Linked DNA regions of Homo sapiens: region 2 is linked to region 1. Evidence: chromatin contacts called from ENCODE Hi-C or POLR2A ChIA-PET data. All regions are on one chromosome and are shown on one strand. Each heading gives the region's core, a stretch centred on a gene start or an enhancer-like site at or near the end of the contact. The rest is flanking DNA. Distances are from core to core; before and after follow the strand shown. Region 1 overlaps LASP1 (LIM and SH3 protein 1). Region 2 overlaps PLXDC1 (plexin domain containing 1).

What was found. A loop is a pair of places that touch in the nucleus more often than their neighbours do. ChIA-PET counts read pairs that join two places held with the same protein, here RNA polymerase II (POLR2A). Pooled maps may share reads with other maps.
Region 2: a loop to region 1 is called in a pooled map, with 2.7 times the contacts of the local background. The contact joins two enhancer-like sites. A Hi-C loop is called at or near these places in 2 of 50 pooled maps. POLR2A ChIA-PET finds 5 or more read pairs at or near these places in 2 of 52 experiments (AG04449 and CD8-positive, alpha-beta T cell).

What each region holds. Positions count from the first base shown.
Region 1 is chr17:38,893,771-38,900,450 of GRCh38, forward strand. LASP1 (LIM and SH3 protein 1) reads left to right here. Exons shown (of 7, transcript NM_006148.4): 4 at 4,642-4,749. Among named protein-coding and RNA genes, the nearest start is that of MIR6779, 18 kb to the right of the region's middle. RefSeq lists enhancers at 1,790-2,311, 4,584-4,693, 4,922-5,443, 5,104-5,423, 5,444-5,963 and 2 more. Within about 2 kb of position 4,666, at least 26 of the 41 ENCODE cell types and tissues checked have a DNase peak (open chromatin) inside an H3K27ac peak, as active enhancers do.
Region 2 is chr17:39,115,979-39,122,770 of GRCh38, forward strand. All of the region lies in intron 2 of PLXDC1 (plexin domain containing 1), which reads right to left. Among named protein-coding and RNA genes, the nearest start is that of PLXDC1, 32 kb to the right of the region's middle. RefSeq lists an enhancer at 3,208-3,257. Within about 2 kb of position 2,838, at least 2 of the 41 ENCODE cell types and tissues checked have a DNase peak (open chromatin) inside an H3K27ac peak, as active enhancers do.

The sequences.
Region 1 (6,680 bases), core at 3,416-5,915:
GGCCAGGCTGGAGCAGTGACGGGTTCTGGTTCCTGTGGCTGCCGTGGGGGCAGAGCTGGAGAGAGCTGCCTGCGGCTAGCAGGAAGGGAAGGGGGAGCCTCTTCTGCTCACCCAGCTTCACCCCACGGGGTCAGCTGGCTTCTCTCCATGCCCCTTCTGGGCCTGCCTTGCCCTTCCCTGTCTCTGGGAAGCTGCCCAGGCTATTTCAGCTTTATTTATTTTCCCATCTCTATATTGGTCTCCAAAATGGCACTTTGGGTGTCTGGGACACCTGGAGCCTCCCCTGTGGAGGAGGTAACCACAGAACTGTCCAGAAATGACCCTCTCGGTGGTCCTGCCCAGGCCTGGCTGAGGCAGGGGGCTGGCAGCTGGACCCCCAGCCCCCCTTCTCACTTGCTGCTCCTATCCCACCCCCAGGCTGAGCAGAGGCAGTGGCTTTGGGGTGGGACTGAGCTGGAGGTGTCTGTATGGCCCTGAGCCCAGGCAGAAGTGCCAAGTGCCAGTAGACTGTTCTTCCATTTTTTCCTTCATCAACTCACCTTGATGGGGTCATGGGAAATTACAGGGGGGTTTCTATCCTCCTCGGATCTTGTAAGCAGCACGGGTGGTAGAGTATCACTCTTACCCGAACTAGCTGGCCTGAGATTGAATCTCGCATCTGCTGCCACCAGCTGTGTGACCTTGGGCAAGTTGCTTAACCTCTGTGCACAGTGCCTTCGTCTGAATAATGTGGATTACCTCTCTCCAGAGGGTGGTGTGAGATAGGAGGATATGTTAAGCATTTAAAGATTCCTGACGTGGAGTCAGCATTCAGTGTTTGCTACTACTGTTCTCCCGGAAAGGAGAGGAAATGGAACTTGGACATGAAGAAGCTGGGAAATACACACAGCAACCTTTTGACCATGACTTCCAGCCCCGGCCCTTTCCATCAGCTCTCCTCTCCATCTGTGTGTGTCTAATTTTTTTTTTAAATTTGTATTTTTTTGAGACAGGGTCTCTCTCTGTCTCCCAGGCTGGAATGCAGTGGCGTGATCTTGGCTCATTGCAGCCTTGACTTCCCAGACTCAAGCGATTTTCTCGCCTCCACCTCCTGAATAGCTGGGACTACAGGCGTGCATCACCATGCCCGGCTAATTTTTGTATTTTTAGTAGAGACAGGGTTTCGTCATGTTGCCCAGGCTTGTTTCAAACTCCTGACCTCAAGTGATCTGCCCACCTCAGCCTCCCAAAGTGCTGGGATTACAGGTGTCAGCCACCGCGCCCTGCCTAAATTTTAAAAACTAGTGTTTCTTTTTTGTTAGAAGGGGATGGGTTACAAAGTATGTTGGCCCAACACATGGTAGGCACATAATAGTGGAAATTGTATTTCGCTCAATAAATTTTGTATTTTTTTAGAGATTTTTATTAATTTTTTTTTTTTTTAAATAGAGATGGGGTACTATGTTCCCAGGCTGGTCTCGAACTCCTGGGCTCGAGTGATCCACCTGTCTTGGCCTCCTAGACTGCTGGGATTACAGACATGAGCCATTTTGTTTTTTAAGTCCAGCCTAATTTTTGTGTTTTTTTTTTAGACGGAGTTTTACTCTGTCGCCCAGCCTGGAGTACAGTGTCACCATCTCAGCTCACTGCAACCTCCGGCTCCCAGGTTCAAGGAATTCTCCTGCCTCAGCCTCCCAAGTAGCTGGGATTACGCCCACCACGCCCGGCTAACTTTTTTTGTATTTTTTTTAGTAGAGATGGGGTTTCAGCATGTTAGGCTGGTCATGAACTCCTGACCTCAGGTGATCCACCCACCTCTGCCTCCCAAAGTGGTGGGATTACAGGCGTGAGCCACCGTGCCTGGCATAATTTTTGTTTTTAAGTAATGATCCTTCTTCTTATATTGGGTCATCAAGGCAGTTGTTTTCCCAATTATGCTGCTTTGTTTGGAGATTACGTGTCTGCATTCAATTCATTCATGATCCAACAAATGTTGATCTGCACCTCCTGTCTGCTGGGATGAGAAGCAAGATAGATCCAGGGAGAACAACTAAGAACTGACAGAAAAATTAGAGTTTCACGGATGGTGGTTGTTTGGGTGTCAGGAGCCTCAGATGTCAGTCAGTCCTGGGCCTGACAGCAGAGTTTCCAAAATGGGAGCCCAGGTATCTCCCAGGAGTGGGGTCCTCTGGGAGCCCAGGCATCTCCCAGAAGTGGGGTCCTCTGACCGAAGCGCTGAGTTGCATCCTGGCCTGAGCGACAACTGGGTTGTGACCTTGGGCAGGTCCCTTCCTCCACAGGGACCCCCACAGCACCCTGGTGAGCCATCCTAGACAACAGGGGCAAGCACTCCTGCCAGGGCAAGAAGGGAGCCCTGAAGAGGGGCTCTGGGCTGGGCCCTCCCTACACCCCTGGCCCCCCACCCTTCACTTCTGCCACCCCTTCCATACCCAAAGACCTTTCAAAGAGCCTCCCTGTCTTGATTATCCATAGTCAGGGTCTGAAGGTGCTTTAAAATGGTCACAGACTCCAAATGGGAGGGATTTTAGAGATCAGCTAGCCAGCTCCCTTCAGGGGACCCAGAGAGGGGAACTGACTTGCTTAGAAACACACAGCAAGGTGGTGCTGATCCCAGGCTCCCTCCCTTCTCAGCCCCTACCCCTCACCCCTACCCTCTGTGGGCCTCCTATGTTAGCAGTGAAATGAATGATCCTTCCCCAACAGGGAGGGGGAGGCAGAAGCAGTTCCCGATCCTGGGAACCTGCTGATGTCATTGCAGCGTCGCCATGGCGATTATTCCCCTGGATTAGGGGCCTGACCCTTGCAAAGCCAGGAAGCAGGGGACGGAGTGGGGGACTGGCACTCGTTCAGCACTTCATTGCTGACAGAGCACTTTCACACTGGCCCTCCACAGTGCGCTGCTGCTTTAGAGCCACTGTCTGTATCGTGGGTTGGAGTGACTGGCGTTATGGTCCCCATTTTACAGATGTGGGAACTGAGTCTTGAGATGTGAAGTCGTTGGCCCAAGATCACTCAGAAGTGGGAGACTGAGCCTGCGTTAGTGCTAGCTCCGCCTGGCTTTGTGCCCAGACTTGGTGATAAGAAGCCCCCTCCCCATATTATACCTGATTTCTGTCACAACTCTTTTACAGATGAAGAAACCGAGGCCAGGGGCTTGAGATGCAGGGCTTCTGTATCTGGAGCTACATTTCTCTGCCTCTGAGTGCCCTACCTTCCCCGATGCCCGCTTCCCAAAGGGCCTCCCACTAAGAGTCACCGTGCTGGCCCAGGGCTTCCAGGACTGAGGAAGAGCTGGTGCTAGGCAGGTTCTGGACTCTTGGGGTGGGTTGGTGCCTCTATCCACTGCATTCACTTCTGAACTAATGGGGAACAGCACATCCAAGCCCTTCTTGTCTGGATCAGAACAGAGAAGGAGAGGGAACCACATGGATGAGTGACTGGGGGCTTCAGGAGACAAACAAGGACTCTGACCCCCACAGGCATGTGCAGAGGACCTGACAGGTGTGGCCGTGGCTGCATGCGCATGCGCAGTCGCTCCAGTCCAAGCACAGCTCGGTGCTGCTGCCAGATGATTCCCTGCCAGGGAACTGCCTGGGTTTGTGTCCTGGGCTGACCTGTGTCCAGGACAGTGCAGCCCCCGTGGAGGAAATCCAAGCAGCTGGTGGGGTCTGGAACAGATGGCTGATGAGGTGGACAGTGAAGTCTCTGGAAGCCAAGGAATAGTTTCCTGTTCCATGAGTTTTCTCAGCCTCATTCTGTTCTTCAAAACCCTCAGGGGAGGACAAGCTGTTCCTCATATTTCAATTCCTTTCGTGCCAGGGAAGTCCTTTCTGATGTCTGACTTGAGTCCCTCTAGTACTGTGGTGGGGTGGAAGGGTTCTTCCCTGGAGCTTGGAGACCTGCTGAGATGCTGTCTGACCCCCGCTGCTTTCCTCCCCTCCTATGGCGGTGGCCTCTGAAGCCATCCCGGCAGGCTCCCAGAATCCGCGGGGCCTGTCAAAGGCGCACTGATGGAGCCTTCCCTGGGGCTGTCTCACCACCCTCCTTTCTGGGCACCAACTCTGTCCTTTGGCACAGCCCTCACTCAGCTGGTTGCTGAAAAGCTCCCCCAGGCGTAGTGGGCAGGGCCACATCCTGGCTAACATGAGGGCTGGGGCCACCCTGGGAGCCCTGGAAAGAACCTTTTTCCTATAAGCTTCCAGACAGGATGGGCAGGGAGTGAAGGGTCAAGAGTCAGGCAGATGAGGGTTTGCACTCTGGTAGTGCCGGACATTGACTGCTAAGCTCTGTGACCTTGGGCAGGGGACTTTGCCTTTCTGTGGCTCCGTTTCCTGATCCGTAAATTGGAGCTGTTAATTGCGTGGCTATATGTATGGTGGGATCTAAATGAGATGGTTCATGTAAGGCCCTGGACTCTGTGCCTGCCATTCACTGTGCACCAAAGACTTGGTAGTGGCTTATTATTACGAGTCTAACACCTTTTGGCTGAGGCCTCTGCTTTGAGTTGGGGACTTCTGATCAGGGTCTTTCTGCTGACTCCCTGTCCCTGTCTCCTGACTGGTTGCTGCCTCAGAGGGGCCCCAAGCCGAGGCCCTTTCGGCTCCTGGCCTGACTCCAATCCCTCTTCCTCCCCTCCTGCAGGTGCGCTACAAGGAGGAGTTTGAGAAGAACAAGGGCAAAGGTTTCAGCGTAGTGGCAGACACGCCCGAGCTCCAGAGAATCAAGAAGACCCAGGACCAGATCAGTAACGTGAGCTCTTGCCCTGCCCTGCGGCATCCCTGCTGCCCTCTGTTTGGTCCCCTTCCTGCCAGCCTGGCAGACGCAAGCCTGGCAGATGTGAATGAGGCCAGTGCCTCCACTACCCCTGCCCTCCAGGGTGGGCCTGGGGAAGAGCTTGGGGTTCCCAGATGCCTCTTCTCTGTGTACCCCCAGACCACCAGCACGCATAGCATTTTCTTCTTGAAGGGACTGTATTCTGTGGGGGCCTGTGTGCTAAATCAGCCCCCACTCTCTCTGACTGTTGTTCTTTTTTCTGGATATCGTGGGTATCGGTGAAGACTGCATGTCTCATCTTAGCACAAAGGTCAAAACTGGGGGGCGGGGAGCACCTGGCCTCCCCTGGTCTGCGCCTGGGTGCTGACATTGCAGTCATTTCCGCCCTTCCTTGGCCTCCTCCCCCACATCAGCCTGCTCTTCCTTCCTGTGTAAAAACCCCAGCCAGCTTCACCCGCCAGCCCTGCACCCCCTGGCTCACACCCCCCGCCTCCCTGATGGTCAGTGGCATCTGGCTGTGGCAGGGGTGGGCATGGAGAGTGGGCAGGGGATCAACTGTCCCCAGCATCGTGTGCCCTCCATGGCACCTGTGGCCAGAGAACAGGCCTCAGTTTCCTGCTTGGCAGAGCCACAGGCAAGCAGCCTGTGTGGCTTTAGGCATGCGGGGGCAGGGCACTGCGGTGAGCAGCAACCATGGGGGATGCGCACACAGAACTGCAGGGGCTGCCCAGCCAGCCTGGCCTAGGAGGTCCTGCCAGGGAGGGTTTAGGCAGGCAGCTGTCTTCGTGTCTGGAACAGGAAGGGATCAGTGAGCTGCCCATTGTTGCTCTGGGCTGAGGAACTGGGGATAGAGATTGCCGGGGGAGCCTGGCTTTCCGGTGGTCTCAGCACCCACTCCCTGGGCTCCACATCCCTTCCTACCCTCCACCTGGCCACCTCAGCAGGGCGCTCCTTTAAGAGCTTGGCTGGGCCGTGCATAGAGTGGGCTGCAGTGGTGGGTCAGGTGGATTTCAGAAGCACAGGCAGCCCACAGACAGCAGAACCAGCCATGCCCAAAATGGTGGCTTTCAAACTCTGACTTCAGCCTACAGTAAAATATACATTGTACGTCTTGACCCATCTGACAGGCATACATTTATGTAGAGGGAAAACAGAATGGAAGCTTTCATGAATGAGTACTTCCTACTTAGAGGGCGTTCAGATCTTTTTTTTTTTTTTTGAGACAGAGTCTCACTCTGTTGCTCAGGCTGGAGTGCAGTGGTGCTCCGCCTCCAGGGTTCAAGTGATTCTCCTGCCTTAGCCTCCCAAGTGGAGTAGCTGGGATTACAGGTGCACACCACCACCCCCGGCCAATTTTTGTATTTTTGGTAGAGACAGGGTTTCACCATGTTGGCCAGGCTGGTCTTGAACACCTGACCTCAGGTGATGTGCCCGCCTTGGCCTCCCAAAGTGCTAAGATTACAGGTGTGAGCCACCGCACCCGGCCACATTCAGATCTTTTCTAAAGATGCTGGTTGCAGGCCCCTATACACCCTCACATAATACAGCCCCTTTGAGGACTGTATTCCCAACACTTTGGGAGACTGAGGTGGGAGGATTGCTTGAGCCCAGGAGTTTGAGACTAGCCTGGGCAACATAGCAAAACTGTTTCTACAAAAAAAAAAAAAAAAAAAAAAAAATACAAAAACTAGCCAGGCATGATAGCACACGCCTGTGGTCCTAGCTATTCAGGAGGCTGAAGTGGGAGGATCACCTGAGCCCAGAGGTTTGAGGTTATAGTGAGCCGTAATTGCACCACTGCATTCCAGCCTGGGAAACCGAGTGAGACCCTGTTTCCAAAAAAAAAAAGGACCAGGCGCGGTGGCTCATGCCTGTAATCCCAGCACTTTGAGAGGCTGAGGTGGGCG
Region 2 (6,792 bases), core at 1,588-4,087, 220 kb after region 1:
GTGGCGCATGCCTGTAATCCCAGCTACTGGGGAGGCTGAGGCAGTATATTCAATTGCTTGAATCCAGGAGTGGAGGTTGCTGTGAGCCGAGATTGCGCCACTGCACTCCAGCCTGGGTGACACAGTGAGACTCCGTCTCAAAAAAACAAAAAATAAAAAGAAATAATGTAACTGTATGAAACCAGGTCAGTTCCACTCAAAGACAGTGACCTTTCCTCTATCCACTGTCTCTGAGATCTTTAAGCAACAGCTCTCCGGGAAGGTGACTTAGGCTACCTACCAGTCATTGGTTAAACTCTCAATCAGAAGGACCACTGTCTGGAGGCTGGAGCTCAGGGATGGTGGCACATTCATCTCCGCCCCCAGCACCTCCCTAGCGCAGGGGTTGGCACCTGGCATCTGGTGGGTGTTCAGCATCTGCTTGCCAAATGAGCTGAATCACAAGGATTCTGCAGCCAATGGTGTCAAGACTGTGCTGAGAATGTGCAGTGTGGCTCTGACAAGGACAGCATCCTCCCCCATCTCCAGTGGCAGGTGACACAAAAGCCACTTGTGGAGGAACCAGCTGCCTCCTCTGGGAATCCAAGCCCACAGACAGCATTCCCAAACCTGGGACATCCTGGACACAGGAAGGTGTCTCTGGATTCCTCAATTTCTTCTCTGAGGAAGTAAAGCCAACAAGGCAGATACCTTCGGGGGCAAGGAAGAGAAACCCAGCTTCAACACGGAGGACATGTGTTAGACCAAGCGTCTGAGAGCCTGGCAGCAGGCATGGAACATGGATGATCCTCGTGTCATCAGGACATTGTCCTAAGTGTGACTGCCTCCTGGTCCAAAGAGGGCTGCCTATAGCCACTGAGGCAGCATGCTTCCTTGTCGGGTTCAAAAGGAGAAACCTCGCACCAAGAGTGGAACACAAGATCTTCCCTTCAGTCTGATGTGGCCCCCGATTATTACAAGGGCCAGGGCGTGCCAGATTGGTTAAACCAGTCTACTTCCCCCAGGAACTGGGGATCATGGCTCCGCTAGGAATGGGGAATGGAAGCTGGGTGAGCAAAGGCCTGACATCAGGGTTGACGGGGAATGTGGCTCAATGACCAAGACCAAGCTCTTTCAGTCTTTCTTCTCTGCCACTTTCAGTGTGGGCTTCATTGTAAGGCTAGGCATCTTGTAGTGACGGGATGGCAGACAGTGGCAACTAGCCCTGGCTCATGGAAGCAAGACAGGCACAGCACACCTCTCCCCGACCACTGAATGAACACGTGTGCTTCAAGATGGCAGGGTCAACCTGGGTCCCCTGCCACCTCTGGACTAGGAAGCCCTAGATGCTAAACAGCTTCCACCTAAACCAAACACCAGCTGGGGGGTAGGATTATCATGGAACCCAAGATCCCATTCCTATTGTACAAGGCTGTAAGGTAAAATATATGTTGAAAAGTCAACCGCAATGTCCACTTGCCATCTGAATCCAACCAATGAACCAGTACTCTCAAAAGACAAGAAGCACTTTGGGAGGCTGAGGCAGAAACATCGCTTGAATCCAGGAGTTCAAGACCAGCTTGGGCAACATAGTGAGACCCTCCCCCCAAGTCTACAAAAAAAAAAATGCAAAAATTAGCTGGGCATGGTGGCATGCACCTGTAGTCCCAGCTACTTGTGAGGCTGGGGCAGGAGGATTGCCTGATCCCAAGGGATCAAAGCTGCAGTAAGCCATGATCATGCCACTGCATTCCAGCCTGGGCAACAGAGCAAGACATTGTCACAAAACAAAACCAAGAGACATGCCTTTTACTTTCTGGAAGCAGAGCTGAGTAAAGGGTTTGATTGGCCAGCATCCTCCAATCTGTCCACATGCCCAGGGAGGTGCAACAGTTCTGCCAACCACTCAGGCCTTGTGGAATGAAAAAGAAGAGACTTCAGCTGGGGCAGGGCTGCTCCATTGCCTGTATTGATTGTCTCCATCCAGTTCTTTATGAGGCCAGAGTTTACCCAGGTTCCTCAGGGCTGAGCATCAGTGATGCAATGAAAGCTATTGCCACCTACCCGCGGCGTTCTAGAGCCAGTCCTTTTAGTCTAGAATTCCTTCCCTCCCTCCCTCCCTCCCTCCCTTCCTTCCTTCCTTCCTTCCTTCCTCTCTCTCTCTCAATCTCTTCCTTCCTTCCTCTCAATCTCTTCCTTCCTTTCTCTTTCTTTCTTTCTCTCTCTGTCTGTCTGTCTCTCTCTCTTTTCTTTTCTTCTTTTTTGAGATGGAGTTTCGTTCTTGTCGCCCAGGCTGGAGTGCAATGGTGAGATCTGGGCTACTGCAACCTCTGCTTCCTGGGATCAAGCGATTCTCCTGCCTCACCCTCCAGAGTCTCTGGGATTACAGGTGCATACCACCACACCCAGCTAATTTTGTATTTTTAATAGAGACAGGGGTTTTACCATGTTGGCCAGGCTGTTCTTGAACTCCTGACCTCAGGTGATCCACCCACCTTGGTCTCCCAAAGTGCTGGGATTACAAGCATGAGCCACCATGTCCGCCTAGTCTACAATTTCTGATGCTCCTGAAACATCAATGTTGTATGGAGCCCTGCTAACTAAAATTTCAGGTGTGACATTATATTTTAAATAATATCCTTGTACCAGACATGTTTTAGGATGCTCCATCCCCATCCCAATGACGTTTGCCCCCAGACCCGTAGGCCCTGCTGAGTTGACTACACCCATCACAGTCTCCTACATGACCCTGTGCTTCCTCAGACTGATTGGACATAGGTAATCACATGATTCAAAAGCAGCTCATCTATTGGAAGCCTACAATCTACAGCTTGTGCAGCCTGAGCCAATCAGATCACCACCCGGGAGGGTGAAATTGGGAAACTGAGAAGCTGGCAGCAAGAGAGCTGAGTTGAAAGATCTTGGAGACTTAGGAACTGAAACCATTCAAGATGAACAGAGTCTGTGAGAAAAAAAGAAAAAAAGGAACCGAAACCATCCTGAGCTGTCTGCAGAAGACTTCTGATCCACAGAAAGGAAAGGCAGACCTTATATACATTTGGCTTCAATAAACATATGATGAATTAATGAAAAGGAGGCAAGAACTGGGGGAGGGGACCTGGTTCCCAACAGCTTTCCAGCTTCCTTGAGGTCTGGCTGTCCTTCATGTCCAGCCCTTGGGTCTCCCATGATCGTCTTCTGCACCCTCACGATAATCCTTCTCTGTGGGACAGCTCAAATAGCTCCTCAGAACCAAAAGGACCTTAAATAGAATAGCCTTGCTTATGAGGTGATCAGAGGAAAAACCTCCAGGGTGAGCCCAGGCAGTCCTTCACTGGTACAGACAGCAAGAGTGTGAATGAGCCCACCACAAAGCAAGGGTACGTGTTTGAGATTATGAATGTGCAAATTACCCTGATCTGATCACTATACATTATATGTATTGAAACATTACTATGTACCCCATGAATATGTACAATTATTTGTCAATTAAAAAATTAAATTAGATCGGGCGTGGAGGCTCAGGCCTGTAATGCTGGTACTTTGGGAGACCCAGGTGGGTGGATCACTTGAGCTCACGAGTTCGAGACCAGCCTGGGCAACATGTTGAAACCACCATCTCTACAAAAAATACCAAAACTGGCCAGGGGTGATGGCGTGCTCCCATAGTCCGAGCTATTCAGAGTCTGAGGCAGGAGAATCGTTTGAGCCTGGGAAGTTGAAGCTGCAGTGAGCCAAGATCGCACCACTGCACCCCAGCCTGGGCGACAGAGTGAGACCCTGTCTCAAAAAAAATTTTTTTTTAACTTCATTTTTAAAAAGAATATGAATGAGAAGAGAGAACTGAGAAACTAAATTTCTGGGAGAACTTTTCCCTGGCAACACATCAGCCACTGTAAACTAAAAATAAAATCCTAAGTCCCCCAACCAACTGAATGGACCCCCTCTTGGCCAATGAGACCCCAGAAAAGCTGAGTTCCCAGCCATAATGGGATGGGAGACCAGACACACCTCATTGTAACCCCTCCCTTTTGCAGTTTAGACACAACTACCAGCATTAATATTAAAATAGAGATCAGAAGACAGACAGAATGGACTCTGTGGCAATATGATATCAAATTATAAAGAGGACCTAAGGCCATGACAGGCACGGGTTAAATCACGCACCCCTGCAGGCCACTCTGACCCAGCGCTTTTTTGTTTTGTTTTTTGAGATGGAGTTTCGCTCATGTAACACAGGCTGGAGTGCAATGGCACCACCTCGGCTCACGGCAACCTCTGCCTCCCAGGTTCAAGCGACTCTCCTGCCTCAGCCTCCCAAGTAGCTGGGATTACAGGCACCCGCCACCACGCCCGGCTAAATTTTGTATTTTTAGTAGAGACCGACCTCAGGTGATCCACCCTCCTCGGGCTCCCAAAGTGCTGGGATTACAGGTGTGAGCCACTGCGCCTGGCCTGACCCAGCATATTGAGTCTTGCTCTGACATATCACATGACATATCAGATAAGGCATGAGATGATGTGACTCTGGCAGATCATACGATACATGGCATGATATGATTGGCAGATCACATGATGATTAGCAAACTTCTTTATCTTAAACATTCTTTTCCACTGACTCCAAGTTTTCTATTTTTATTTATTTTAGGTTTTTTTTTTTTTTTTGAGACAGGGTCTCACTCTCTTGCCTGATCATGGCTCACTGCAGCCTCAGTCCTCGACCTCCAGGGCTCAAGTGATCCTTCCGCCTCAGCCTCTTGAGTAGCTGGGATCACAGGCATATGCCACCACACCCAGCTAATTTTTTTTTTTTTTTTTTTTTTGAGACAGAGTTTTGCTCCTGTTGCCCAGGGTGGAGTGCAATAGCACAATCTCGGCTCCCTGCAACCTCCCGGGTTCAAGTGATTGTCCTGCCTCAGCCTCCCAAGTATCTGGGATTACAGGCATGCGCCATCACGCGCAGCTAATTTTGTATAATTTTGTATTTTTAGTAGAGACAGGGTTGGGATTACAGGCATGAGCCACTGCACCTGGCCAAACACCCAGCTAATTTTTAAATTTTTTGTAGAGTCAAGGTTTCACCATGTTGCCCAGTCTGGTCTCAAACTCCTGGACTCAAGCGATCCTCTCACCTCGGCCTCCCAAAGTGCTGGGATTACAGGCATGAGCCACTGCACTTGGCCTCTACTGACTCCAGGTTTTTGAACAAAGCCTTACTCCTTTAACCAATTGCAAATTAAAGAATCTCTGAACCCACCTATGACCTGTGAGCTCTCACTTCAAGATAGCTCACCTTTTTTGGGCCAAAGCAACATATAAACTCCATATATTAATTTATGACTTTGCCGGTAACTTCTGCTTCCCTAAAATGTATAAAGCAGAGTTGTCACCTGTCTCAGGATCACTTACTCAAGGCTTCTTGGGTTTGTGTTTTCTCCAGGCTGCAATCGCTCATAGAGGCTCAGAATAAACCTCCTAGTTTGATTTCTCTGCCAACACCACTGTGATTCTTCTTCTCTAAAGTCAATCACTGCTAGCTTCTTGGCTGGCCATTGGGAAAAAGAGTCCCATGGCTTGAAATTCACCAACTTTGGGGATACTTCCCAACTGCCACCATAGGCCCCTTATCACGCTGCCACCCACATGGGCAGTTTTGATGGAGGAACCCCACCCATGGCAAAGACTAATAACTGCCTCCCAATAACCACTCTCTCCTTCTTCCTTGAGTTGCAGAGGCTCCCAGTTATAGCTAGGCACACAGTCACACAGTTAAACCATATTTCCCAGCCCTCCTTATGGCTAGGTATGGCTACATGACTATGTCTGGCCAATGGAAGATGAGCAGAAAGATTGCCCGTAATAAGAATGGGTGACCGGGTCCGGAGGCTCACCCCTTTGGGAGGCTGAGGCCGGCAGATCACTTGAGGCCAGGAGTTCGAGACCAGCCTGGCCAACATGGCGAAACCCCATCTCTACTAAAAATACAAAAATTATCTATGTGTGGTGGTGGGCGCCTGTAATCCCAGCTGCTCGGGAGGTTGACACAGGAGAATCACTTGAACCCAGGAGGTGGAGGTTGTCGTGAGCTGAGATCACGCCACTGCATTCTAGCCTGGTTGACAGTTCAAGACTCTGTCAAAAAAAAAAAAAAAAAGGGGGGGGGGACTGGGTGCAGTGACTCACGCCTGAAATCCCAGCACTTTGGGAGGCCGAGGTAGGCGGATCACTTGAAGTCAGGAGTTTGAGACCAGCCGGGCCAACATGTTGAAACCCCGTCTCTACTAAAAATATTTAAAAATTAGCCAGGCGTGGTGAGGCACACCTGTAATCCCAGCTACTCAGGAGGCTGAGGCAGGAGAATCACTTCAGCCAAATCGCACCACTGCACTCCAGCCTGGGTGACAGAGCGAGACTCTGTCTCAAAAAAAAAAAAAAAAAAAAAAAAAAGACTGGGGTGCCCTCTCTCTGCCTGGCTGGGATGCAGATGTGATGGTGGGAGCTGAAATAGCCATCTTGAGCTACAAAATGGAAAGCACATGTTTTAGAAGGCAGAGCCGCAAGATAGCAGGAACCTAGGCCCCCAACACCAGGCCAGTCTATCCCAGGGTATGGTCACTATAATCCATATTGATGTGCCTCTTAAAAAGGATGCGGAGACCTTGCCTGGCAGTGAACCTTCCCAAGGAATTCACACAATTCACAGCCCATTGTAGAAGCTCTGACCAGGATGACTTGACATTACAAAGGAGCTCAGTGAGGGTTACACGAGCCACGCCGCTTGGCAAGTCCACCAAATGGAATGATGTTTCCTTG